3 separate regions of the Mus musculus genome follow, and all the other regions are linked to region 2. A link is a loop called in an ENCODE intact Hi-C map of the cell type or tissue named here. Cell type or tissue: left cerebral cortex. All regions are shown on one strand.

Evidence for each region. A loop is a pair of places that touch in the nucleus more often than their neighbours do. Peaks named below come from ENCODE experiments on the same cell type or tissue, not always from the same donor. Only the 100,000 strongest peaks of a DNase experiment are listed, where the experiment ranks them.
Region 1: it touches region 2 in a loop (4-fold over the local background); 4 of 42 quality-filtered maps call a loop at or near these places.
Region 3: it touches region 2 in a loop (2.6-fold over the local background); 2 of 42 quality-filtered maps call a loop at or near these places.

Annotation. Positions count from the first base shown.
Region 1 is chr6:57,697,512-57,705,511 of GRCm38, forward strand. It overlaps Lancl2 (LanC (bacterial lantibiotic synthetase component C)-like 2), which reads left to right and starts at 4,944. Exons shown (of 9, transcript NM_133737.2): 1 at 4,944-5,752. The coding sequence starts at 5,549. In left cerebral cortex, a CTCF peak has its summit at 4,926; DNase peaks (open chromatin) are centred at 3,426, 3,692, 4,356, 5,575 and 2 more places; H3K4me3 peaks cover 2,646 bases; H3K27ac peaks cover 3,333 bases.
Region 2 is chr6:57,605,271-57,613,270 of GRCm38, forward strand. Herc6 (hect domain and RLD 6) reads left to right here. Exons shown (of 23, transcript NM_025992.2): 7 at 1,772-1,908; 8 at 2,364-2,437; 9 at 5,533-5,651; 10 at 6,505-6,564. Among named protein-coding and RNA genes, the nearest start is that of Herc6, 28 kb to the left of the region's middle. In left cerebral cortex, a CTCF peak has its summit at 4,541 (motif pointing right); DNase peaks (open chromatin) are centred at 480, 842, 1,851, 2,919 and 1 more place; H3K27ac peaks cover 2,518 bases.
Region 3 is chr6:57,508,027-57,516,026 of GRCm38, forward strand. It overlaps Ppm1k (protein phosphatase 1K (PP2C domain containing)), which reads right to left. Exons shown (of 7, transcript NM_175523.5): 4 at 7,567-7,732; 5 at 6,948-7,092; 6 at 5,916-6,050; 7 at 1-2,823. The coding sequence ends at 2,692. Among named protein-coding and RNA genes, the nearest start is that of Ppm1k, 23 kb to the right of the region's middle. In left cerebral cortex, no CTCF peak of the experiment used is centred here; DNase peaks (open chromatin) are centred at 3,526, 4,079 and 5,867; H3K27ac peaks cover 1,086 bases.

The DNA.
Region 1 (8,000 bases), 92 kb after region 2:
CTCTGAGGAAATGAAACATTTTCTACTTTTAACATTAGAACCCACAGCAGATCTAACATGTCCAACACAGACTATACACCTAAACACAGTTATATTTCAACTCAAAAAGAACATATACATTAAACCTAAATAACGAGGCACTAATTCCAGGAATGTGGCCTACAAGCTTGAAATAATTTCTAGAGAACTACTTTCCTTCAAAACAAAGAAAAAAAAATATGAAATGGTCAAATTTAAAATAATTAAAAAATCCAAAGCCAGTAAGAACTCCAGGTCAAACACATATTTATAAGATTTGAGATAATAGGCATATATCCAATTAACAATTTAGATTTGTAGAGACACAAGACATTATTTTAATAGACAAAGGTTCTAAGAAAATGTTATTAAATTAATAATAACAACAACCCCAGAACTAACAGGTAGCTATTGTAGTCAAAATGAAAATTTATGCTGTAATAATGACCCAATAAAGTAATCATATATAATTCCCTTATAGTAGAACATATTTTGAACCTGGATATGATATCTATAATATATAAAAATTGATGGCCCATAAAATATACAAAAACTATATAATATAGTAACAAAAGTATAGATAACCCCACCTCCCTAATCATGCCCAGGTCAAATATACACCAAAAAGTTACAAAAGTTACAAATGGTTACTAATCCCTAAAAATGTTGCTAAAGCCTGATTCAAAATACTTCAATGGCCCTGTATGGCCAGTTTTAAAATCTAATGGCTTATTATGGATCAATTACATATTATTAAAAACTTAAAGAATATACAAACATCAAATGTGCATTGCTAAATATAAAAAGCTATTCACACAGGTGCTATGAAGGGGAAAGGAAGTAATGGAACAGAAATCATTAAATGAGGTGGGGTTTGAGAGGGCAGGGTAGAGGAGAGTGTGAGGGAGAAAACTAATACTAAAGACCTTTTTAATGGAAACATACTACTTTAGAAGCTTCTCTAAAATATATATTTATGAACAAGGAGTTTATATTGAGTTACTCTATGATTATGGTATACATTCTATGTATATCATAAAATATCGACCCCCCCCCAAAAAAAAAGCGAGAGCCAGAGCCGGTTATGGGTTACCTTTTTTGGAACTATTGGTCAGTGTAGTTCTATAGACACCCCCTTTTCAAAGGTTACAGCCTATTGATGTTGCTCTTGATTACCCACCCCCCAGAGTCCAATGGTAAGACCTCGTTGTTGAAGATACCACATATGTGAGTTGTAGAAGCAAAGCTGGTACATAACTAGCAGCTTCATTTGTACTGGTCTGCTTTCATAATACTATGTACGTACGCTATTGGGGAGCAAACAAACAAACCATTGTATTGCCCAGTTGTGAATTCTGGGAGCTACAATGACTGGGCTGGTAAGATATGTGCACTCATGCAATAGTGTACTGGCTGGTTTTGTGTGTTAACTTGACACGGCTGGAATTATCACAGAGAATGGAGTTTCAGTTGAGGAAATGCCTCCATGAGATACAACTGTAAGGCATTTTTCCAATTAGTGATCAAGGGGGAAAGGCCTTGTGGGTGGGACCATCTCTGGGCTGGTAATCTTGGTTCTATAAGGGAGCAGGTTGAGCAAGCCAGGGGAAGCAAGCCAGTAAAGAACATCCCTCCATGGCTTCTGCATCAGCTCCTGCCTCCTGACCTGCTTGAGTTCCAGTCTTGACTTCCTTGGTGATGAACAGCGGTATGGAAGTGTAAGCCAAATAAACCCTTTCCTCCCCAACTTGCTTCTTGGTCATGATGTTTGTGCAGGAATAGAAACCCTTACTAAGACAATGAGTATTGATAAGTTATTTCTCAGGCAGTCAAAGGAGCCTATTCAAGCCAGATTAAAGTATATATAAATGCAGGTTTATTGCCAAGCTGGTCTCAGGCAGAGAGTTCACTGGCACCAAGGAAGGAGGCCATGAAAGTTACCATGGGGAAGGAGACAGAGGGGAGGGAAAAAGAGAAAGAGAGCAAAATGAAGAGGAGTGGAGAGGAGGAGAAGGAAGAGGAAGGAAGGAAGGAAGGAAGGAAGGAAGGAAGGAAGGAAGGAAGGAAGGAAGGAAGGCACTCACCCAAATGTCTGGATTACAAGGTAAAGAGCCTGGAGGTCAGGGATGGGGTCTGGATCAAGCTTCAGTAGATGGTCCTATACCCATGCACATATGGGCAGCATTAAAAGGAACTCAGTTGTTTTAAAACAACAAAAACCCCATATGAACTTGGGAGGGAAAGGGGTGTGAGAGGGCCTGGAGGAGAGAAAGGGGGGATATGCCACTTTCATTCTGAAGGACAAATTATCCATTTGTAAGACTCCCAGAGGGATAGATAGTCCAATAATAATATATTTAGTCCTGTTTCCCCAAATTAATCAGACAAGTTGTGATTCTTTAATTGTATCCTATATACATGATATAATATGTAATGATAAAAATTAAAGTCAACAGAAAAGCATGAGAGCTGGGAATACACAATAATGAAGAAAAAATTGTAAGCTTTGGGGTGTGCCATAGTCATTAGATAGCAGATACCCAGACAATGATAGACTAAATAGTGACAATTAGGAGTATTTACATCTAAACAGCAACCACAAAGTTAATTGAGTCCTTTAAATATTGGTGCAAATGCATGCTCTTTTAAAATATTTTGAGAACAAATTGTTTCTGTAGACCTCTGAAATATTCCTGAATGTACTACCCCTTGCTTTCTGGGAAGTAACCTTAGTTGATGCTACTTGGGAGTCTTCTCTATGCCTTGAAGATTGCTATCTGCCCCTAAAGCAAACTCAGAAACAAAATAATTAGAATAGTATGAACTCAGAGGAGGCTGACTTGGTTCAGCAGGACAGGAGACATGACAGCAGATCAGAGCACAGAACTTATACAGAATATTTAGATTTCCTAGAAATATAATATACAAGGTAAAGGGCCATACATATTAAGCCCCTAATAAGAGCTCAGTAACAAAAAGCTAGGATGACTAGGATAATATAACAGCATATATACACAGTATAAGAATGATATACAAGAATGTAAGAAGAGTAAGGCATTAGGATTTATCATTCCTTTAAAGATTGGCTTATACCTGATTGTTGTAATGTTGTAATTAATTTAGAAACAAAAGAATTGTTTTATTAAACAAATTCTTGTAGGATTATAGATACAAATATCACAAAGTTAAATTACAGCTACAACAGTTCCTAAGTCTGACTTCTCAGACTCAGGCTAATTTGCAAGTAATATGATTGACCATTAAAGTTAAAAGTATAGTGCTTAAAGCAGAGTGATTCATCTGGACTGACTCAGATTCTATCTATTTTCTATCTAAGCATCTTGAAACTGCAAAATGCTGCCAGCCTAAGAATGGGTTGCTATATCATGCTTGCTTAAGCTAAAATGATTTGCAGAATTTTAGGAATAGGGATATGGGGTTAATGATTACATCTATTCTACCTGGGCTTAACCTAGAAACCTGGACATAGTAGAAACGTATGGCCAAGACAAAATGGTTATGATCCACATCTGAGAAATCAGGAATGTTTTTGAAACCTTTATATAAATACATTTCTGATTGCTAGTCAGAGTTGCAAACGACCCCCAACTTGCTGTCTGACTCAACCTTCCCCTTGCCCAAGCCTTACATCTTCTTTGGAACCTGTTCATTCCTGGGCTGGGCTCCCATACCCCAGCTATAGTAATAGCATAAATCTACGTGCAATCTGAGGACTTTCTCTGTGAGTAACATAATAGAGGCTGAAACTTAGGCTAGCCAGAGGAAGAACTGTCTCCTAAAGTTTTCACAGTGGGAGGACTTGTCAGACCACCTTGTAGAAGGTATAGAAGCATAGACAGTGATGGGCCAATGCTGAGCCAGACAATATCTGGACCTGGGCTGCTTAGCCAGGCATATAAATCTCTGGTCTACCGTTTAATCCTCAGCGAAAAGGTCAGGATCTACCAACAAGCTCGGTAGGCCGTGTGTGTGTGTGTGTGTGTGTGTGTGTGTGTGTGTGTGTGTGAGAGAGAGAGAGAGAGTGAGCGAGAGAGAGAGAGAGAGAGAGAGAGAGAGTGTCCTTGAGACTGCCTGCTTGTGTTTTTCTCTGGTTCTTTGTCCCTCTTCCCAATGTAGGTGCGTTCAACAAATCTTTCTCTGCTTTTCACCGTTGTCTCTTAATTGGATATTAAGGCTGGTGGCAGAGCTTAGCTAGTTAGGGCTTCCAGGAGATAGAGTCTGACTCTTGTAACTCTGATCTACACTTTCAAGATCATGCACTGGAGGTTTGTGGTTGCGCATATGATAAGCGAGGGACAGGATAAAAACCTAACCCTTTTCCACTTTACTCCACTCTGAGGCCAAAGGCAGGAATGCCTGAAATCCTGGCTGTTTGATATTGTTCCATTATGTCACCTTTGGCATTAGAATAACAATGTACCTTGCTTGGGCTCCGGAAATCACATACACCAGGCTCTTCTCTGATTCCTGATTTTCTTGCCTACTAACCAGATATGTCCAGAGGGCAGAAACATTTTGTCACCAAGTACCAATATTTACTAAATGAAAGGACTGCAATACAATATTTCCTTTTAAATCATTACACAGATTTGGTTCTAGTAAACAGTGCAAAAAAACCCCATAGAACCAATGAAGGCTGTGACTTTATATATTGTGATAATAGAAATGCAAAGATCTATTTGCTTGTATCCTCTTTGCCATCCATGTTATTCTGCTGGCCAATTATGTTAATCTCGTGACCATGGGGTTCTCTGGTCTATAAAATATTTAGCTGATTTAATAATTATTCTTCTATATTATTTATCATTATTAAATATGTGTACTTACTCAAAACAATAAGAATGAAAACAAAACATTAAGAAAACAAAACAAAGGCCTGTGGCTCCTCCTCCAAGCAACCCCCCTCCCAGTGGTGATGAATGGGAGGGACTGTATCCCCCCCCACCCCCTTCGGGAGGCTATCTTTTCACTGTTTTAGGCCGTTTTGAATTTCTTTTCTTTAGAAGAGGTATTTTTAATCAAAGTAGCTACTGTTCCTGTGATTGGCGCACGACCAGGGGCCGAGGACACTGACGGGCGGCAAGGCTGGGCTGGTGAAATGCAGTCCGTTTGGTGATGGAGCATCTGAAGGTGCGCTTTTCCCTGGTCTGCAAATCGCTCACACTTTGAATGAACCCATCTTTACAGGCTTTCCCTACTGGAACGTGAGCTTTCTAGGCGTGCGTTTTCTCTAGAATCTCTCGGAAGGACACGGCCACGGGAGAGGCGAGGGTAACTGGGAGACTGTGCGGCTCGGCGGGCTGGGCCGTCAGGCTGAGAGCTGCTGCTGGGAGGGCGTGACTGGCGAAGGCTGGAGGTTCGGCTTTTTCGCGCTAGCTGCATCCAGATGTGCAAGCCACTGTTCTCCAGGAAGGCTTCGCCGCGGAGCCCCGGCCCAAACGCCTTCCAGGAGGTTTGTCCCTGCCTGCGCGCCGTGCCCTGAGCTCTCAGGCAGGGAAAGCGCGCGGACATGGGCGAGACCATGTCAAAGAGACTCAAGTTCCACCTAGGAGAGGCGGAGATGGAGGAGCGGTCGTTCCCCAATCCCTTCCCAGACTATGAAGCCGCCGCCTCCGCCGCAGGGCTCGCCGCTGGAAGTGCGGAGGAAACCGGCCGTGTCTGCCCTCTCCCCACCACGGAAGACCCGGGCCTCCCTTTCCACCCTAACGGGAAGGTGAGTTGGTTGCCAGGGCCGGGACCAGCGGTTGGGAGGGTGAGGCCACCTCCGCCAATGGTAGCGTCCGGCGGTCACGCCCTGGGTGCGCTGACGTCATCGGCGTACGTCCCGCCCGGTGTAGGTCCTGCCCAAGCAGCCGGGGAAAGGCTGCGGAGCTGTGCTTTCCCCATGATGAGACACTGAAACAGTCTGATGGAGCACTGTGATGGTTCCTGGCAGTAAAATGTGAATTTGATGTTAGTTAGGTAGAGTTTTGTCACACCTGCCTGTGGGCACACCCTTGCTTGGAGAAACGCTAAAGTCACGCCCTCTTAATTTTTTTCCGATTTGTTTTCTTCTTTAACAATTTCATTTTTCATACATGTATTTAATGCGTTCTGGTTGCTTCCACCCCACTGTCTTTCATCTCCTTCCCTCGTCTGTACAGTTACCTCTCCTATGAATTGCTTCCCCCCCCCCCCATCCATTTATGTCTTTGTTTGTTTTATCCCCCTTGGGCTTGACCAGGACTGTCTCTGTGAACTGTCCCTTGGAACCTGGTGGGTTCAGTGGGGTACATACACAACTGAAGACAATGGCTACCCCTCTTCCAGAGTCAGTCTGTTGCTGAGAGTTTGGCATTAAGGATTAGAGTCCCGTGAGCCCCTCCCCATCTGTGACTGACTGTTGGGAGGGCCTGTCCTGTGCACATCCTGCAAAAATAATTATATTTATAGCAATTCTGAGCTCATGGTCACATTGGCTGTATCGTCTAGGATTTTTCCATTCATTTCCCCTATCTTTTGGCTCTTGATTTTTTTTCTTTTTCCTGACCATTCTTCCTCAATGTTCCTAAATCTTAGAGGGTGTAGTTCAAATGGCTTGTTTATGGCCAAACCCTCAGGTGCCAGTTGCAGTGATAAGGATCCTTTGGGTATGTGCCCAAGAGTGCTATAGCTGGGTCTTAAAGTATTATTTATGTTTGAAACAAGAGCCTCACTATGTGTCTATCTCCTAGCTGGCCTAGAACTTACAGATACCTACTTGCCGTTGGCTCCCAAGTGCTGGGATTAAAGTTATACTCCATCATGCTCAGCGCATAAGGTGTTTTTGTTTCTAACTTTTGAGAACCCTTTAGATTGATTTCCAAATCGGCCGCACCAGATTACACTCTCACCAATAGTCTAAAAGAATTCCACTTTCCCCACACCTGTCCTAGCATTTCTTTTTTTTTTTTAATATTTTTATTAGATATTTTCTTCATTTACATTTCAAATGCTATCCCAAAAGTCCCCTATACCCTCCCTCCACCCTGCTCCCCTACCCACTCACTCCCACTTCTTGGCCCTGGCATTCCCCTGTACTGGGGCATATAAAGTTTGCTAGAAGAAGGGGCCTCTCTTCCCAATGATGGCCGACTAGGCCATCTTCTGCTACATATACAGCTAGAGACAGGAGCTCTGGGGGTACTGATTAGTTCATATTGTTGTTCCACCTACAGGGTTGCAGACCCCTTCAGCTCTTGGGTACTTTCTCTAGCTCCTACATTGGGGGCCCTGTGTTCCATCCTATAGATGACTGTGAGCATCCACTTCTGTGTTTGCCAGGCACTGGCAAAGCCTCACACGAGTCAGCTATATTAGGGTCCTTTCCGTGCTAGCATTTCTTATTTGTATTCTTGATGATGACTGAGGCACAATGGAATTTTAAGGCAATTTTCATCTGCATGGCACTCATCGCTGAGGATGTTGAACACTTTTGAAAATGTATACTATTTGTAGTTCCCTTTTGAGAACTTTAAACACTAGATGCTCCTTTTTTGTTGAACCTGTAGTTGGAAAAGACTTTCTCCTATTTTGAGATCCATCCATTTGTTGACTGTTGCTGGTATTGCCTAGGCTACTGGAGTCCTGTTTGAAAAGTGCTCACCTATGCCTGTACATTGAAGTATACTCTCTGCTTTTTTCTCTAGTAGTTTTAGAATATTGACTCTTACGTTGAGGTCCTTCATCCTTTTGGACTTGGGTTTTGTGCAGGGTGACAAATGAAGATATTGTTTCATTCTTTTGTATGTTGCGGTCTGATATTCCCACACTGCCATGACCTTCACTGCTTTGGGATTGACCTGATGGAGCAATGGAGGGAATGGAGAAACAACAGATACACTTACAGAAAAGCTGGTGTCTGCTGAGCTGTTTTCAGCAGGCCAAACTCAGTGCATTTATTATCTAGATCGTTTTGTTCAGGATTGGTTTGGCTGTCTGTG
Region 2 (8,000 bases):
GAAAGTAGTAGAACTTTCTGAAGGACTCCAGGGGAATAGGAATAGCTCTAAGAATTAACAGTTGAATTGAATGGAATTTAAAGGCTTAAACAAAGCAAGGAAACCTATTAACAGAATTAACAGACAGCCTTCAATGGGAGAAAATCCTTGCCAGCTACTTCAAACAGAAAGCTAAAACCTAGACCATGTAAAAAACACAATCTGCTAATAGCCAAGCCATTAATTGAGCAGAAGGGTCTCACAATAAGCAACACACATAACCATGAACATTTTTAGGCATGTTTACTATCCCTAGCTTTCAGGGAAATGCATATGGAAACCAATTTGAGATTCTACCTCACTCAGGCAACCCTTACCCATGTCAGACCAGCTGTCACCAGGAAAAAAAGTAAAAGGAATCTTGGTGAGGGAGAGAAAAAGTCAGTGCTGCTGGGGGTGCAAACTGGTGCAGTCACCATGGAAATCAAGAGAGAGATTCCTCAAGCTGTTAAAAGTAGAGCTACCATTTGTCTCAGCTGTACCACTCCTGGGCATGCACCCAAAGGACTCCGATATCTTACCACAGAGGCACTTGCAAACTATTCACCAAAGCCAGAAAATAGAATCAGCTTAGGTGTCTCTTGATAGATGGATAGGTCATGAATATGTGATATACATATACAGAGGAATTTTCTTCAGCTATCAAGAAAAAAAATGGGATATACAGTTTCCAGGAAAATGAATAAATCTAGAAATTACTATTTAAGAGAGATGACTCAGGCTTAGAAATACGAACGCATGTACTGTCTCATGCAGATCTTAGCTTTTACTGTTTGTCTGTGTGTATATGTGTGGGTGAGAGCGTGATAGGTCAAAAAACTATAAAGGGGACCAGAAAGGGAGAAAAGAAGTGTTAAGGAAGGCGGGCAATGGAACACGTGTGACAAGAAAGCAGAAAGAAGATGCCACAGGGGTGGAAGGATAAAGGAGCAGGGACACAGAGAGATGGCAGAAGGGACTAATAAAAACAAGTGTTTGACACAGCATCGTGATGAAGCCTGATATTTTCTATGCTGTTTTTAAAATTAAGAATAAATAAATAAAATACATGATATGTAGCACAACTGGTGGAGTGCTTGCCTACCACTCAGTGAGTCCTGGGATAGATCTCTAGAACCACATATACTGGGTGTGGTGGCAGTGGTCTCAGCTGCAATGATGGTGGTGATGGTGGTGGTGGTGGTGGTGGTGGTGGTGGTGGTGGTGTGGTGGTGATGGTGAGCTTTGCCTCTAATGCCAGCACAAAGGAGGTCAAAGGCAGAAGGATCAAAAAGTCAAGATTATCCTTGGCTACATGAAGAGATGGTGGCAAGCCTAAACATAAATTTATTTTTTTATTTTTTTTATTTTTTTGGTTTTTCGAGACAGGGTTTCTCTGTGTAGCCCTGGCTGTCCTGGAACTCACTTTGTAGACCAGGCTGGCCTCGAACTCCGAAATTCACCTGCCTCTGCCTCCCAAGTGCTGGGATTAAAGATGTGCGCCACCATGCTTCTGTCTCAACACAGAACCAAAAAAAAAAAAAAAAAAAAAAAAAAGCCACATAGTATGTTAATACCACCTCTTCAGGGATTGAAGGAGGCCTAGGCCTAGTACTCTGCAACACAAATACTATAATGAGACAGCTGGCTGTATGGTGAAGGTAAATCTGTCATTTCCATTTCTTTTTAAACTCATGGGTGTTTGGTTCTTTGGACTATCATATTGTCACTGTTATTGTATTTTATATTGTAGTTATCACACCATTGCATATGTCTACACCACTGGTCAGGTGGTATCTTTAGGCCGTGGACCAAGTCACACAAGCAACCCAACTCATCAGGAGGCCCCCGCAGAGAACTCTGATATTACCTGCCTGCTAGCTGCAGAGGGTATGAATATTTCCACTAGCTCGTGACTGATTGACTGAAAGAGACATCGCATTCAGTCTTCTTTCACAGGATCCCACTGAACTATGATTTTGGTTCTTAGTGCTTTCAATTTAAACTGCTGAATCTTTTTCCTGGAGTAATAGGTAATCATTTCTAAAGATTTAAGTGATTCAAAAGACATCAAATTAGTTAATTATATAAACAACATGGTTTGCTACATTCAAGCAAATAGTTAAGTAAGTTAACCCTGATTCGTTTTGCAAGGGCCTAGACAACTATAAATGTTTATTGAATGAATAAATAATATTTGATCTGGTCAAAATTAATTCTTATGCCATTTGTAGTCAGAATTTAGGAGAGTATACATTTCTAACAAATGAATAAATTTAACTTAATTATATATAGGTTTATTTTTCCCCAGTAAAACTTTGAACGTGGATCTCTTAATTTTATAGACCTTGTGGATATTGAAGTCAAAGACATTTTTGCTGGAGCACACGCCAACTTTGTGACAACTCGTCGGGTATCAGTATGTGTTATTCCTTTTTAGACTTATTTTTCCCTCTAGATTTCAGGAATTCTTACTTTCCTGGTGCTGGGGACTCAAACCCAGAGCCTTGTGTATGCTAGGTAAGCACTTTCTTCTGAGCTGTACCCACCATTCCCTAAATTTCAGAGTATTGTTTGAGACAGTATATTATTCATTTTCAGATCTCTTACTAATGTGTTCCTCTATTAAAATGGTAGAAATGTCAACAAGACCTTGTCTCCAAAAACGAACTGAGGGCTGGGGCTGTAGCTCAGTGCGAGAGTACTTGTCTTGAGTGCAAAATCAAGAACCCTGAATTTCATCTCGAAATGGGGATGGCAGGAGAAAGATGTGGGCAATGAGGGGCAGGCTTAAGACAAAAGAAGAGAGGGAAGATGGGGCAGGGGAGATGCCTGAGACAGAGGGGAAGAAGAGGTACAAAATCAGGCTACCGTGCACAGTTGGGAAAGCAGGGGAGGAACCAAATAAAAAGATGTGAAAGAATGGTTTCTTATTTGGGAACTTGGAGGCAGCTTTTTCCAGAGAAGCATCTCTGCAGGAAAGTCAAGACAGACAAGCACAGAGCTTAATTTTAACAGAGAGCAATAAACCCTGGTGTGGGGTCAATGCAAGAAGAGGAGAGGAAGTGGAAACAAGGATTTTGACAACAGAGACATTTTAACAAGAAAGTAAAATTAGAAGATAATGGGATGGTTTCTCATGAGTGGCAGAAGAATGTCCCAGAGCAGGAGAGAGAAAACAGAGTCCAGTGCTGTAGCAGTTCTTCTCACTGTGGCTGTAATAAAACACTGTGACCAAAAGCAAACTGGAGATGAAAGGGTTGAACTGGCTTACAGCTTACTAGTCCATCATGAAGGGAAGTCAGGGTAGGTTCTCAGGGCAGGAACCTGGAGGCAGGAACTGAAGTAGAGAGCCTGGAGGAACACTGCTTCCTGTCTTGCTGTAGGTTGTTCTGTTACTTTTCTTATATAGCTCGGGCTCATCTGCCTGGGCATGGCACCACCTACAGTCACCTAGGCCTCACCCATCAATCATTCATCAAGAAAATGCTCTATAGAAGCAAACAACGTAGGCCAGTCTGATAGAGCCAGTTCAATTGAGATTCCCTAAGCTTTATGTCAAGTTGAGAGAATGTAGTGTAGAATTGAGATGTCTCAGGAAAGAAATATGCTGTTGTGGCTGCAGATGAGGATGAGTTGGTGCATAGTACTGCTTGATGACCAAAGCTGATGTGAGAGTGAGAGAAGCAAAGGAATGTGGGGGAAGGCAAGGAGAGGAGCAATGGTTGTCTCAGAATAAGAGAAAGCAACTGTCTTTGGAAGTGCCCATTTGAAATTTGTGATCACAGATTGAATGTGGTTGGCCAGCACGATGGGCAGTTGTCTTCAGTGGTGTCAGGCATTGGGAACTGACTTTGGAGTAATCCAGACTTGAACATAATGACAAGAAGGAATTTTGCAGTCCAATAAGGGAGGCCTAAAGGAGTTGTGGGAGTGATCAGAAGAGTGAAGTTTAGGAGCTAAGCTAGTTCCAGAGTAACGAGATGGTCGAAGAGCGAGATCTGATGCATGGTTAGAGAGACTGTTCTGAATGGGTGCTTAAAAATGGAGCAATTGTTAGTGTAAAAGTCCAGTTTATGCCCTAGACATAAGTTCATGCTTTTTAAGTAAGGGTCATTTTGCATTCTAACAATCATTTGGTTCTGTCTGTAGGCATTTTAGATTGGTATGCTGACAGTGACTACTACTAGCTTCTAGTGGGTAAGGGCTAGGAACAGTGAGTACTAAATATCTTACTATGTGTAGTATCCTTCACAACAAAGAATTATCTAATCCCAGGAGTCAATCGCTTCCGTTTGGAACCCTTCTCCCTGTCAGGAGTAGCTAAAATGAGGAGAGAAAGGAGTAGAGGTGAGATTGGGAGCTGAGATGTTGAAGCAAGAGATAGACTTCTGTCATCACCTTTGAAGTTGTCAAGAATGAGGACAGGGAGCATGAGGACAGGAGCAGTGGTGAGCACAAGTGACAAGAAGCTTGTGAAGTTTTCAAGGAGAAGCTAGAGGAAAATAAATGATACATAACTGCCGGTAGGGGGCAGATGGTTGTACTGAGATGCTTAGATACAAGAGAAAATAAACCGTTGTGATTGGTAAATTTCCAAACCACTGGGATTTAAATCAAAGTGCTCAGGTAGGAGCTGGAAATGTGGCTGAGTCTGAATAAAATCCTGGCATAGAGCCCATCACCAGCACAGTGGGTAGGGACACTTGAAGCATTGTATTTGTACATATTTTTCCAGAGGATTTTATTTGATTGAAGAAAAGTAGTGTATGTGTGTGTGTTTGTGTGTGTGTGTGTGTGTGTGTATGAGTGTAGTGTCACTCTTGGCTATATAGTGAGACCCTATCTCAAATTACATATAAGATTGTGTATGTGGCATTTGAAACACATTGCCTACAATTTTCTGTGGCATTAATTGCATTCATAATGCCATTAAGTATCATCACTGTTTCTCAAACATTTTAGTCATCGCAAGCAGACACTTGATATCTATTAAATAATAATTCCTCATTCCCTGGCCTCCTCAGTCCTAGCTAATTTCTTCTTTATTTCTATAAGTTTGCCATACTTTATATATGGAATCATAAAATGTCTCCTATTTTTTAATTGATTTATTTCCACTTAGCATGGTCTAGAATACACCTACATTATATTATAGTATCACTTTCAATGCTGAGTAATATTTCACTGCATATTATATTATCACATTGAAAATGCATTCATCTGTTGATCGATAGTATGGCCGTTTGAAGGATGGTAAGATGAATATTGATTTATAAGCACCTATCTGTCTCTATTTTTAATCTTTTCTTGCATTATTACACTTTTTAAAATCCAGACCAAGCAAAATGGCACAAGTTAGGAAACAGAATGTTCACCCTGAAGCAAAAGCTCAACCCACCAAACACCTATGCAAGAGGACAGGCCTTGCCTGTGCCTGGCACTTTACTGATTGTCACTCAAAGTGTATGTGCATTCCCCTGGTCATTTTTGTCTTTATTTTCTTCCTTAAAGCATACTAGGTCTACAGGTGTTTCCATGAAAATCCTGCCAGAAATAATCCGAATCAACCAGTCTCTGGTAAAGAAATGGAGAGCAGCAAATAAAAGAAAAGATCGTGAAGGCGCCAAAAGGTGACTCAGCTTGATGACTTAGAGTCCCTTCTGTGATTCTGAAGTCCTAATCACTTTGTCCTAGCTGTGAGAGAGAGGTTTAGCTTTGTCCTAACAGAATTTACATTTTGGGTATGATTCTCTTTTATTAACTTTTGGTTGGATTTGTCATTAATGTGCATTTGTAATTAATAGTTTATTTAATATAAGAGCTACAGGGAGAATGTACATGGCATGTACCTTTCTAAGTAAGGGAGATGTATGAATGGATCTTAGCAGCAAGTTGTACTGCTTTTGGGTCTTCATAGTTGATTCACTCTCGGTCAGAATTTAGGCCTTTAGACTAACTGGTTGTATTCATTATTTAAATGCAAATGCATAGAAAAATAACTATAAAGCGTTTTGGTGATACTCATTAGTAACATCTATAAGTTATATGCTCATAATGTGGATATTAATAATGAGTCTAGAACTCTATTTTTATATAAGATAAAGGAGGCTATAGGTATTTCTATCCTGCAGCCCACAGGTTACATGAATCCTAGAATACCTGTAAGTACTGCTCAACACATTTGCATATGACAGTGGTTCTCAACCTTCCTAATACTGTGACATTTTAATACAGTCCCTCATGTGTGGTGATCTTCAACCATAAAATTATTATTTTTGGTATTTCATAATTAATTTTGCTACTATTATGAATCATAATGTAAATATTTGGTATTCCCAATGGCCTTAGTCCACCCTTATGAAATTGTCATTTGACCCCCCAAAAGAGGTTGCAGTTCACAGGTTGAGAAGCACTGGCATATGGCAATGTCACCTCACAGTGTCCAAATGTGACTTTTCCCTTGTCTTGTTATTATGTTTGCAGAGAAATCAGCTTGATATTTTCATCTTCTGCTTGTTTGACAGCGAGCTTTCTGAAGAAAAGGTAAAGCTTCAGTGGAATTTACTTTATCTAAAATACTGGGGGCCGTTTAAAAGGAAACTTATAGAACCAGATTGAGTGTGAATTTTGTCATCACATGGATTCCAACATAGAGAATTCTCTGGTTGATAAAAGATTCTTTCATGCTATAAACTAACTCCTCCATATTCCTCCCTCTGTTGTCTAATGGGAGGGAATGGCATTTTGGTCAGGCTATTCATATCTACAGATAAACAGCTGTACTTAAACATGCTTTACTATCTCAAAGCCAGGACTCTCATGTAGACCAGCTGGCCTTGACCTTCCTGTGTAGTTGAGGAGGACCCTACATATCTGACCCTCCTGTCCTCATCTCCTAGCAGCTGACATTACCTAATAGTTTAAGTAATTCTTTTAATGTTCAGTGTTTGGGCCATCTATATCTCTTAGGAATCTCTCTCTCTCTCTCTCTCTCTCTCTCTCTCTCTCTCTCTCTCTCACACACACACACACACACACACACACGATCCACATTCCCAGAAATTCCATCACGTCTTTTTTCTTTCTTTGCATGTGTCTTAATTACGGTTACTATTGCTGTAATGAAAGAATATGACCAAAAGCAATTTGGAGAGAAAAGGGTTTGTTTAGCTTATGCTTACAAATCACTGTTCATCATTGAAGGAAGTCGGGATAGGAACTCCAGCAGGGTAGGAATCCGGAGGCAGTATCTGACCCAGAGGCCATGGAGGGGTGCTCCTTAATGGCTTGATCCTCAGGACCTCCTCAGCTTAATTAATGTCTTACAGATATCAAGACCAGCAGCTCAGGGGTGGCCCAACCCAAAATGGCCTGGTCCCTCCCTCATCAGTCACTAATGAAGAAAATGTGCTATAGGCTTTCCTATAGCTTGATCTTATGGAAACATTTTGTCAGTTGAAGCTCCCTCCTATCTTATGATTCTAGTTTGTGTCAAGTTGATATAAGACTAACCATCTCAGTTTGTGTGTGTGTGTGTGTGTGTGTGTGTGTGTGTGTGTGTGTGTGTGATGCTTGTATATATAAAGGTGAAAGCCTTCAAAGGATATTGGGTATCTTTTGCTATGCAACTTGTATTTCATTTTATTTTTGTAACAAGAGCAAACCACCACTAGAACTAGTTGGTAAGATTCTGTTGGAGAAGACCGCATGCCTTGGATTGATGATATTGAGAAATCAAGTTGCAATCGAGCTATAAGATTCTTCCCTGCTGGGTGGTTTCATATACGGAAATCCATCAACATAATCCATTATATAAACAAACTTAAAGACAAAAACCACATGATCATCTCATTAGATGCTGAGAAAACATTTGACAAAATCTAACACCCATTCATGATAAAAGTCTTGGAAAGATCAGGAATTCAAGGCCCATACTTAAACATGATAAAAAGCAATCTACAGCAAACCAGTACCCAACA
Region 3 (8,000 bases), 97 kb before region 2:
GAGAATTTTGTTGTGCATATTAGTTTACAAGTTCTCCATACTCTTAAAAGTTGTTTTCAAGCCAGGATGTGGTGGCACATGCCTTTAATTCCAGTACTTGGGAGGCAGAGGCAGGCAGATTTCTGAGTTCAAGGCCAGCCTGGTCTACAAAGTGAGTTCCAGGACAGCCAGGGCTACACAGAGAAACCCTGTCTTGAAAAACCAAAAAAAAAAAAAAAAAAAACACCAAAAAAAAAAAACACCAAAACCAAAAAACAAACAAAAAAACAAACAAACAAACAAACAAACACGTTGTTTTCATAACTTTTCAACACCAGACTCAACAAGAAGGCCTTTAAGCTCTGCTAGTCTCCCCATTCTTCCTCGGACAGTGAGCACGTCCTCTACTCTCTTCCGTGTATTTTGTCCCTTGACCTGGGCTCTTGCTATTCAGGATGACTGTGCCCCAGCCTCCCCAGATGTTGGAACTGCACATGTAAGCTAACATGTCTGGAAAAGCATTGTTTCTTTCAACTGACATCCATGAAAAGACCTTAAATTCTTTTTTTTTTAATTTAATTTAATTTTAGTTTTTAAAGATTTATTTATTATTATATGTAAGTACACTGTAGCTGTCTTCAGACACACCAGAAGAGGGAGTCAGATCTTGTTACGGATGGTTGTGAGCCACCATGTGGTTGCTGGGATTTGAACTCTGGACCTTCGGAAGAGCAGTCGGGTGCTCCTAACCACTGAGCCATCTCACCAGCCCCCTTAAATTCTTTATTGAGAACTTATTCTTTATTTCTACTAAATATTTTAAACAAAAGTTAAAGGCAGAAAACATGTCAGACTTGAAGGTATATATATTTCATTATTTTTCCTTTGTTTTCTGCCATAAAATTCCAAGTCACTTTTGACATTTCCTGTTCTTCTCATATCCCATAACTTTATATTCGAATTACCACACAACGATATGTCTGCCTCTGTTCTTTGGTTATCCACATACGTGACACCTAATAAAATGTCTCTTACAGCCATTTGTTGCTGATACTTTGTTCGGGGAGACAAGCTGTGGCTCAGGCTACCGTGGAACTTGCTCTGTAGCTCAGGCTAATTTCAAAGTTACCATCCCGATTCTCTTGTCTCCTCCTTAAGTCCTGAGATTATAGGTAGAGGCCACCAATACTGGCCCCCATATTTATTTGTAATCCATAGTGGTTATCTACCAGTAACAACTGAATCTTTATTACAGAGAATTTGACACTCAATGTTATTGAGTGTCCTTAGAGATAAATATATCAATAATTTACAGCTAGCTGATAAATGCGCCACAAGATTGTTCCCTTTAATTTTATATTACTTCAAAATATACATATATACACTCACTGCACATATACTAAATTTAAATTACCCTGTGAAAATATAGATTAACTACAAGCACACATTCAGGGATTCACAGTTTGACAGTAATTTTATATGCAGGTAAAAAGGAGTGTGGTTTTACACCCCTAATTTACATAGCAAGCTGACATGTTTGAATATCCTTTGTAAAAGATTTTTTTTTCCGCATGAATCTTAGAAATGAGGAAATTGGAGACATAAACCCCAAGCTATGTCTATAGCAGTATAAGTCATTGTAATATTATCTTTACTAACAAAGGCCCCAACTCGCTTACTGTGTGCACAGAAAGTGGTATAAAAACGCTACATACAAACCACACAGCAACAAACTTACACAAGATTGGCACTGTCAGTGTTTCACTTTACAGATTTTGACCAAAGCCTCAGAATATTCTTCTCTGGAGCTTACCGAACAGTTACCAATATATAGCATATTTAACTCCACAAAAATAGAAATGGATGGGGAAGTGCTAAAAATATTTAAAATACACAAGAGAGCTATTTATAAATATGTATACACTTTAGCCATGTATTTTGCAGGGTTAAATTTACTAATAAGTGATCCAGAGTACACTATTCAGTCATAGAGAACCTAGGCTTTATTATAACTCCTAGGTACATTTATTAAAATGTACCTTGTATCCCTTTATCTCTTATATCCCTTGTATCCCTCCCTTGGAATGCCCCCATCTCCTAGGTATATGTTCTCACTCTTCTTGGGAAAAAATATGCTTGTTCTGCTTTAAAAAAAAAAAAATTAAAAGGTACTCAGGAAGCTGACGTTAGGAAGACCATTTGAACCCAGGAGTTCAAGGTCAGCCAGTGAAAACCTGCTTTCTACAGAGAAAGGAAAAAGGAACACTTGCAAATAACACATTGACCAGCTATCAAAATTCAAAAAAAAAAATACCTGTCCAACTGAATAAAGAACAAACTTACTAAAAAGAAACTAAATCTGCCTCTTAGTCTTAAAAACTTAGAAAGCCCCAGATTCAATCTCTAGCCTTACAAAGGAAACACAGATTCATCACTCATCAAATGGACCAAAACCGCTTCTTCTCCCATTCAGCTCAGAGATGCACAGCGGCTTCACAGCTGTGTTATGATGCTTACACTGAGCATGTGCAGTTGACCATAATGATGATGAGGATTTATGAAAATACTACTGGGTATGTGGCTGGTAAGCTTATACTGTTAGGATCGATCAGTCACAATGACACACGGGTACAGGTGGCCTTCTGTGTGTTACCAGTTTCTTGATAAGCCCACTGACACTGCTGCATAGGAACTCCGAGTCTGAGCTGTCGATCAGGCCCATCTCCCACTGGAGGCAAAGCTTCTGCTGAATGAGAAGGTAATTTCAGAGTTCTTGTATTTTCCCCAAGCACCAAAGGGCACCACTACTGCAGTGCTGTTGTCTTCGGTACCGTACTGTATTGCCTGCAGGAGTGGGGAAGAAGAGACAGGCGCTGGAGTCAAGGGACCTTGTGCAATCACACAGCATCCTTTCTCTGGAAGGCCAACTGGTTCTACACACACTTTACGATACAAATGTAACTACCTAACAAGGTTTGGAATGGTTTCACCCTGTAACCATGTGCCATATGGTTATTAAGTGCATATGAATTTCAGATGGTTCAACTATATCCTATGCTCCACTGTAGCAATCTTGGCAATAGAAATTACCTGTGCTCCCAGTGAGGACACACCCAAAGCCCTTAGCATGGTACCAATTATGGGCAAGCCTTAATAAATGCTGATTCTTACCAATGAAACTGCTGGTAGGAGTATAGCCCAAGAAATGGAAGAGATTGGGTGAGGGATAAAAAGGAACAAAATATAGGAACATCTTTGTATGAAAGTGCGGCTAGAAACCTACCACTGTATAAGCTACCTTAACATTTAAAACCTCAGAAATGGGTATGTACAAGGTTATAACAAAAATGTTTTTAATATTCCTTCTTCAATGGGAAAGTGGAAATAAATGAAATTGCCTGCAGCAGGATTATAAATCACTTTTAGGGACCAGTTCACATAGATGAGTGCTGGTCAGCAGTGTTTGGAAGTGCTGAGAGTTCCAGTTAGCATCAAACAAGCCAAAAGATTCTACATCCTCGGGCCAAGACTGCAAAGGAAAGCGTGGGTAAGGATGTCACGGCTTACAAACCAACTGTAAGAAAAAAAAACTTGCTTAAAATGTGTCAAGTACCATTTATACTTAATATACAGTTGTTAAAATAACCATTTAAAATGGTAATAAAATAATAGGCAGAGACAAAAACCAAGAAATACAAATTATGAAAAAACCCATGTTAAAAGTTAGTTCAAGCCGGGCATGGTGGTGCACGCCTTTAATCCCAGCACTTGGGAGGCAGAGGCAGGCAGATTTCTGAGTTCAAGGCCAGCCTGGTCTAAAAAGTGAGTTCCAGGACAGCCAGGGCTATACAGAGAAACCCTGTCTTGAAAAACAACAAACAAAACAAAACAAAAACAAAAAACAAAAGTTAGTTCGATTAACATTAAAAATCCAAAGCTAAACAGTAAAAACCTTTATTTTTCTCAGGACTTTGGGCCTCCCTTACTAGTAGAGTGCTCATCCAGCATTCAAGAGACCATATGTTCAGCTCCCAGTTGCGGAATAAATTTATTCTCACTTCTCAAATTAGCCAGAAAGTTCTCCAAATCTGGAGAGAGAGAGAACCACACGCATAACAACCCCCTACACCTACACCCACGGCCCAAACTGCAAGTACTTTTAAGGGGTTATTTGAAGAGGCTGTTCATCATTTTTTTTTCTTTTCTCTTTTCTTTTCTTTTTAACTGGGGGAGGAGAAAACATGAATTCTCACTGCTACACAGAATAATAGGAACTCTTGTGCTCGAGGCATCCTCCTGTCTCAGGTTCCAGAGTAGCTGGGACTACAGCCATGTGTCACCCATGCCAAGGCTGTTTCCCAAAATTCAAACTAAGAAGGACTGGTGAGATGGCTCAGTGGGTAAAGTGGCCTGCCATCAGGTTGGCTGTCAGGCTGTCCATCAGGCTGTACGTCAAGCTGGAATACCTGAACTCAATGCCTTGGATCCACATGGTGGAAGGAGAAAACCAATTCCTACATGTTGCCCTCTAACCTCCATGACACATACCACAGTATCAGTGTGCACAAAGACATACACATGCGTGCACGCACGCGCGCGCGCGCGCGCGCGCACACACACACACACACACGCGCGCACGTGCGCATGAACTCAGTAACAATTTAACCTAACAAGATAATATCTGAAAAAAGAGACACACACAAATAGATACCATAAAATGTTTGTTTTTTACTTCTATCTAAAAAGGTATCTCTCATCCCTTCTATAAAAGAATAAACACAAATTTCCTTATCGGGAGAACTGTTATGGGACAGAAGTAAGACAGAACATCAGTATATGTTCTTTTTTATTATCATAAATATTTTTACTATCATAAATATTATTAACTGGATAAACTAAAGTACATTTACTTACAAGATCGGTAGCTGAGTTTAAAAAAAAATTATCCATGGACTTGGGCCTATTTCTTCAATTTCATAGGCAGCTTGTTAGTTACTACAAGGTAGACAGCCCAGATGTAAATATAAGGCCAGCATGGGCTACATGAAAATGTCTCCAAAAAAAAAAAGGAAAAAGAAATAGAAAAGAAACTACACCACACACACACACACACACACACACACACGGAGAGAGAGAGACAGATAGACAGACAGGCAGGCAAACAGAGAGAAAGGGACAGACAGACACACACAAATAAATAAAAGTTAAGGAAAGGACTTATGTCTAAATCACAAATATTAGGACTTAAAAGTTTGGGCCAAATCGAATCTCTGAACTCAAAATGTAAATAGTGGAAATGTAACGTAGGTGTTGAGTTAAAACATAATGACTTAAAACCACAATCTATCAGGACAGACTAGAAGTATCTTTTACATGTTCTTTCCTGGTCATTATCCATTTTCAAGTTTTAGCTCTGACTGATAGGAAATGCCATCCATTTACCCTCTTGTACTTTACTGGTCTCTTTCATCACCCACATTGGTAGGCAGAAGTTGACTGTGATTCCACGGCTCACCCTGCTTGTTTACATGGATCAGTACAGTTCCAGGCCAAATATTTGGATTCAGGATCCCTGGCTTGCCTAGGTTTGAGGCTCAGTTTTGTCCTGTGGCCTGGTCTGTCTGGTTTCCCTTTCATTAAAAGCCTGACCTCAGAGGATCACAGTGATGCTGCTTTATGTTAATATATATGAGGAAAATATTACTTTATTACTGTTATAATGATTGCTGTTACTCTCTTTCAAGTTGTGTTCAAAGTTAGAAGGCCCACTCCACATTTCCTTAATGTATGAACTGTCAGCACTTGCTCATGAGAACTATTATGCAATCATGAATCAAATTCACTGTGACACTCCAGCTAAAACACCCTTTGCCGGTGGTGCTGTCCCTAATCCTCTCCTCCCTGGGAATTTCCCACTAGAAGCTCCGCTACGTCACCTGCTCAGTCACCGAATGAGCTGCTTCTTTAGGATCGTGGCACTGGTTGACAAAGTCGCAGATCTCTTGACTATTCACCATGAAGTTAATCCCATCTGTGGTAAGGACCAGGAAACTGTCGTCAGCATGGTAGAGCTGCAACCAGAAGCAAACAAATGTGACTACAAACAAGATCATCCCCTCCAAATGACTCAATAATTGGGAAATTGTATCGATTCTGCAGGGAGTGCTCGTCTGGGTCAGAGTTCATTGGCAAACTGAAAATGTAGCTAAGCATCAACACTACTTGGGATAAACCAAACATTTACCTAGCAGTATCAACAAAGAGCCAGCCAGCCAGACAAATGCTCGATCTAATGGCTGCCTTTATTATTTATTTGACAGGGGTTGGGGGTTGGGAGGCACTTGATATGCTTTAGGTCTTGGTATTGTTTCAATTTATTTCCTTGCAAAATGAGGATAGCTTTTGTATCTCTTTTGAACAGAGGTTGCCACACAGTAAATCTTACATAAGTATTTGTTTCATAAAATAAATGTGAGATATCTTCCTTATGTGGAAATCCTTCCTTCAACTATAAGCATTCATGCCCTGTCATTTGTAAAGTTCCCATTATACTGTGCTGACTTAGGAGCTCTAGAGCAGGAAGCAGCAGGGCATGTACCATGCAGTGGCTAGTTTAGAGTAACAGGCGCTGGGCTGTACATATAAAAGTGGCTGGCTATTGAGCTCAGTGGAGAAGGAAAGTTGAGGATGACTTCCAAGCAGGGATAACAAATCTAAATAACAACTAATCGTTGTCCTTCCTTTCCAAGCAGGCTTTGGGAAAGGAAGGACAACAGGGGCCTTCTACCAGAGGAAAAAAGATTTCACCCTCATCAGGCCAGAAATAAACATCGTATTTTAAGTTTCTTCATAAACTAATATCCCTTTAAAAACATCTTTCCTTCAGGTAATCTTTAAACAGCCAGCGGTGTGAGACAAGTCCTTAGAATTTCTCTGCGCATGACTCAATGCTTCTGATCCTGTCTTACCTTAATCCTTGTTGTCTCAGGTTCTGCAATTACCCCACTGGCTTTAAGATCCAAATCTCCGATACTCCTTGTCATTGCAAGTCTGCCATTTACATGGGGCTGTCCCAAACTATTCCAAGCTACAAACCCACCGAATTTCTTGATCCTAGTTAAGAAAAAGTATTAATAGTAATAACAATAACAATATAGTGTGCAAGAAACTATGGCACTGGTTTAAATACCAATTGTACAAATGGAAATTTAGAGCCTAGTGTTTCAAAACATACCCATAATCTAGGAACTTGGGAAGGCCGAGAAGGGTTTCCAGTATAAGGCCAGCCCATGTTAATTCCACAATAAGATATAAATGAAAAATTTAAGCCATGTATGGTGTACACAACCTGATAATCCCAGCGTGTGAGAGGCCAAGGAAGCAGGGTACAGATGTAAAGCCAGGCTGAGCTGCATGAGATCCAGGCTCAACAAACCCGAAACAACCAAAACAAGAAAATCTGCACTGCAGTAGTGGCTGTGCGCCTGCTTTCAAGAGGCCCGGGTGTTTTACACCAGAGAAGAAAATAGAACACTGTTTCTATGGCATCTATAGCTATCACCCCATAACAAGGTGTGATGACAGTACCTTTCTTTCTCATCTTTTCTTTCTGGGGTATGGTCAGTGGTCAGCTTCATGGGTTTTCCTTTTCTACACAAAAGAGCCCGGCTGTCTCCAACACTGGCTACCACCAGTTCAACACCATCTCTCAACAGGGCTACTGTTGCAGTAGTCCCAGAGGTCAGGAGGCTTGCTACAAATATTATAAAACAGAGCATCTGTTAGCAATAGGAATATTCAGATATGGAGTTTTCATTACAAAATAAAACAGAAGCATGATAACTTAAGGCTGGGAGGAACCATTCTAATTCAACCAGAGCTATGCAAATGAAATGCAAACTATGTAAGTAATGCCATGCAGAGAAGCGATTACTTAACTCTGTAACAAGGCTCCATGCAAACAAAATGGCTGGTAAACTAATTTGGTGTGCAAAGCATCAGTGTCTCCAAGTAGTCTGTGT